Linked DNA regions of Homo sapiens: region 1 is linked to region 2. Evidence: chromatin loops called from intact Hi-C (ENCODE). Cell type or tissue: GM12878. All regions are shown on one strand.

Region 1 (2,500 bases), 510 kb after region 2:
TATCTGGGAAAACACTTAGCCAGTGGCTGGCACATTGTAGAAACTTGATTTTTCTGTCTCTCTCTACAATATTTTTTAGTTTAATTGGGGTCTGGAATGAGATTCTTAATTTTTATAGGAATATAGCTTAAGGGTTTGCTCTCCAGAGAGCATCAAAAGACTCATTTTAAAATTCATCTCTTGTTTTAGGGTAAATGTCTGAAGAGCTCAGTGAGCACTCTTGATGTTAAAGATGACTGGTAGCCTTAGTATAGAAGCAGCTCTAATTTAGCATGGCCTGGTTCCACTTTGTAACCAGAGTCACTTTCTCTTCTGGGACATCACTGATGTCTCAGTAATGGGCAAAAACCTTATTATATTAGGCACTTTGCACAAGCATTTCACTTCCTTAATTGGTCACCATTGCTTATTAAATGCCAGGCCAACTTCCAATACAGTTTGGTGACAGAGGCCTGTCATCAACTGTTATAAAGAAATGACTTCTTGTGTGTGTACTGGTCAGCTTGTAATTCAGTTGGTTGGAAGATCAGTCAATATTGTATATTTATAAAAGAGTAGATTCAGTAACCACTTTGGCATGAAGCATGCTGCCTGTGTTTTATATTTTATATAATACATAGTAGTTCTATTGACTCTAAATAAATACTTGACAATGACTGTTTTAATAGATTCCAAAGATGGAATGTCCACAAACACATCATTTGTAGGGCAAAGCTGACACAAATCACATTTGTGGGAGTAAAGTGGGAACTCATCCCTGTGCAATGGTCAAATGCTCCACATATTTTTGTTAGGATGGAAGGGTGTTTAGTAAGGTCCTTCATGTAATCAAGACCTGTCCTGGTGTGCAGCCATAGAAGCCAATTTGTTTTACTTCTGGTACACTGACCAGCATCCCTTAGGACAGGAAGAGATGGATATACCCAAATTGCATTGCCACCTAGTACTTCGGCAAACACTTACTGAGGACCTGCCAGGTGCAAAGCACATTTACATGCATGACCTCATCTAAGGCTCACAAACAGTTATCACCATCTCCTTTTTACAGATGAGCAATTGAGATGCAAAGACATGAAGGCATTGGATAAACGTCATGCAACCCATATTGGTTTCATTTACCCTAGAAGGGATTTCTTGCTTTCAGTTGTATTTACCCTAGAAGGGATTTCTTGCTTTCAGTTGCTGGTTTGCTTATTCATTCATCTAGTCATTATTCATCTATGGTTTATCATAGCGAGGCAACATTGTTTACTCTCATATCTCCTAAAACAATTTTAGAAACCTACATATCCTCTTGAACCTTTTTCAGATGAGACTTCAAGTTTCCCTTCCCGTGTTAAAATAGTTGCAAAGATGTAATTATGGCACGTAGTCAATATTGACACTTTACAACAAAATGTTAATGAATGCATTTCTATATGGCCAAAGGAATATAGATACCAATTATATTTTTCCATTATCCAAAGGAATATAGATAGAAATGATATATTTATCATCTAAAATTTTAAAATACATGAATGATCTTTTAATAGAACTTTTTTCCTTGAACTCATATTTCCATTTCATTTCCCCAATATTACCTCATTTTTAAGGGACCTCACGCTTAAAAATATGTTATCATTCTATTATAATTCTGTGTAGTAATAATATTAGTCAAATTAATTTTTTTAATTTGCTATAATCTTAAGACTTTAGATGTTAAAATTTTTCTTCTGGATTGGCTTATCATTAAAATTATGAAGAAATTATTCAGAACAACATAAATATGACAACTTTAGACAATGCAGCATAAAATCAGGAGAGGTATACTTTTTTTTTGAACACAGAAAGCAAGATGGGAAAAAAGAATGTTTCTCATGATATCTCCCTGCAGGCATGTTCTGAGGCCAATCTTATTAGGAAAGAGTACATGTGGAAGTCTGGGATATGGAAATTAATTCTCTGAGATACACCCAATCTAGCATATCCCAGCTGGAAGGCTGCTTCCCTGGGAGCCAAAAGCACAGAAGGTCCTTGAGGGGCCATGGGACACACGAACAAGCAAGCAAGAGCAAGTTAGACATGCCAAGCATTGTATCTGGTAGGGACTAGGTAAGGTAAGAGACAAGTACCATTTGTAATTTTTTTAATTTTTTAAGTTTTTAATTTAGGGGTATATAGTAGGTGTATGTATTTATGGAGTACATGAGATGTTTTGATATAGGTATGCAACATGTGATAATCACATAATGGAGAATGGGGTACCCATCCCAAGCATTTATCCTTTGTGTTACAAACAATCCGATTACACTCTTTCAGATTTTTTAAATGTATGATTAAATTATTATTGACTATAGTCACCCTGTTGTATTATCAAATAGTAGGTCTTATTCATTCTTTCTATTTTTATTGTACCCATTAACCATCCCCACCCCCTGATCTCCATCCCAAACACTACCCTTCCCAGCCTCTGGTAACCATCCTTCTACACTCTATCTCCATGAGTTCAATTGTTTTGATT
Region 2 (2,500 bases):
AGGAGTTCAAGACCAACCTGGGCAACACAGAGACTCCATCTCTACCAGAAATTTTAAAAAGAAAAATTAGCCAAGCAGGGTAGTACATACCTATAGTCCCAGCTACTCAAGAGGTTGCAGTGGGAGGATCACTTGAGCCCAGGAGGTCAAGGCGCAGTGAGCCACGATAGCACCACTGCACTCCAGCCTGGGCAACAGAGTGAGACCCTGTCTCAAAAGAGAAATAATTGAAAAAAAATTCTGATACATACTATAACATGGATAAACTTTAATAACAATGTTAAGTGAAATGAGCCAGTGACAAAAGGACAAATACCATATGATTCCACTCATATGAGATACCTAGGATAGTCATATCCTCAGAGACAGAAACTAAAACAGAAGTAACCAGGGGCTGGAGGAAGAGGTCATAGGGGTAATTGTTTAGTAGGTAGAGAGTTTCAGTTTAAAATGATGAAAAAGCTCATGAGAGATCAGTGATGGCGGCACAACATTGTGACTATACTTAGTAACACTGAAAGGTTAAAAATAGTACCTTTTATTATGTATATCTTACCACAATAAAAAGCCCCACAGGGTAGTCAATGTTATGTTTAAAAGAGAAGAAATAAATGGGAAGTCATTTTAGATATGTATTTACACAGGTCTTAGAAGAGCTATTCAGCAGATGAGTACCTAATGAACTGGAATTTTGGCAGAGATCCTGGGAGTGAAGTGAACCAAATCACTTGGGAAGTGTGAAGTAATTTCCTCCTCCAGGGAGGTCAGCAGATAGAACATGTGAAGCCAATGTTAAGATTTCTCTGGAGTCTAAAAGATTATCAAATTGGACAAGTCTGTTCTCAGTGTTTTCCAACAAGGTGCAACTGACGTTTTGGACAGAACAACTGCTTCATCCTGTAGGACTCTCCTGCCTGCCACATGGTACTTAATACCCCTGAACTCCAAACCACTTACCAGGGGCATTCCCCTCACCCTCATCACTCTAACAATCAAAAAGAAACCCACCCACGTTTGTTACCACGACTACCATGACCCCAGATCACTCAGATGACAACCACAGAGTGATTGAATCCAAAACTGAAATAGGAGCACCCTGGTCTGTTAGGATATGACAAGCTATAAAGCAGTAGCAAACAACCCTAAATCTCAATCAATAGCTTCAAACCAAAAAAAAAAAAAAAAAAAAAGGCTTCCGTCTTGTTCACATTACATGTCCATCACAGGCCAGCCCAAGGCTCTATTCCACACTGTCCTCACACCAGAACCTGGGCTGATAGAGCTACCACTCTGCAGAATGCTGACAGATGCAGTGGCAGAGGGAATGAGATACAGTAAGTGGTATGCTGGCATTTAAATAATTCACTTAGAAGTGACATATAGTACTTCTCATATTCCACTGGCCAAAGCAAGTCAAATAGCCTTGACTGTTTCAGGGCCAGGAAAGTGCAACCCTACACCACTTACCTGGAAGGAAAAGAACCAGCCCTGATGACTTCCAAACTATGCCTGCGAAGTGCTCTGAAAAGTAGAAAACGCTATATAAATGTTAATTAAAAGAGTATATTACTAACAATACTACTTTGCCCTTCCATCCATTCAATGGATATTTATTAGGCATCTAATACATGCTGGACATCGTCTCCTAAGCATCAAATATATGCCAGACACCATGCTAAGAGAGCTGATGAAAACTGAGTCGTAAGTGGTAGGGTAAGAGAAACAATCTTTAAACAATTCCAGTGTGGTATGATAAATGTGATCAGGGAAGTCAGCCCAGGTACTCCAGAAGTTCCCAGGGCGAGCACCTGAGCCAGCGGTGGGGGCAATGGATGGGAAGACTTCCAGGAGCAGTAACCTACATAGCTGCAGGATGCAGTCACCCTGGAGAACCTGCTGTAGATGCACAGGTGGAAGCATGAATGTGGGCGCTGTGGATGGGGTGTCCCTGCCTTCCGCCAAGTCAATGAGACCAACTTGCCACAAATTCCCCATAGCCCTAATCTGCAGTCACTTCCACTAAATGTCCACTGACACATTTATAGGTTTTCTTGGTTTTCTAGGCAGACCGGATGTAAAGAACAGATTTCTGGGACTACTCTCCACTTTCCCCCCAACTAGAACATTCTATGAGATGCTCTAAGTTCAAGGAGACAACATTCTTTCAGTCCAGTTATCATAAGCTTGGTTCTAACCTCAGCAAAAACTGCTTTCTTTCAGCTAATATAGCGCAACAAAAGGGGAAATGCCCTAGGAAAACAATGTGTCAGAGGCTCCTAACCATTGAAAATCAGGCACATTCCCTTTATGAGATATTAAATACATTATAAAGAGTTATTAAAAATAGTGCAGACTCCAACACAAGCCGTAAGATATACAGTATACCACCCTGAGATATTTATTTCCTCTAATAAAGAAAAAAATATTTTTTCAACAGAAAATACATAAAATACACATCTAGAAACACTAGACAGTCACTAAAAATGAAAACTGTAAAGAT

What was found. Hi-C counts contacts between places; a loop is a spot of excess contacts. Peaks named below come from ENCODE experiments on the same cell type or tissue, not always from the same donor. Only the 100,000 strongest peaks of a DNase experiment are listed, where the experiment ranks them.
Region 1: a loop joins it to region 2, with 2.7 times the contacts of the local background. A loop is called at or near these places in 2 of 110 quality-filtered maps.

Annotation. Positions count from the first base shown.
Region 1 is chr7:22,446,863-22,449,362 of GRCh38, forward strand. The region is part of intron 4 of STEAP1B (STEAP family member 1B); the gene reads right to left. Among named protein-coding and RNA genes, the nearest start is that of STEAP1B, 52 kb to the right of the region's middle. RefSeq lists enhancers at 1,154-1,203, 1,214-1,283. In GM12878, no CTCF peak of the experiment used is centred here; DNase peaks (open chromatin) are centred at 339 and 1,109; H3K27ac peaks cover 893 bases.
Region 2 is chr7:21,938,795-21,941,294 of GRCh38, forward strand. All of the region lies in intron 1 of CDCA7L (cell division cycle associated 7 like), which reads right to left. Among named protein-coding and RNA genes, the nearest start is that of CDCA7L, 5.9 kb to the right of the region's middle. In GM12878, no CTCF peak of the experiment used is centred here; DNase peaks (open chromatin) are centred at 437 and 1,027; H3K4me3 peaks cover 762 bases; H3K27ac peaks cover 1,578 bases.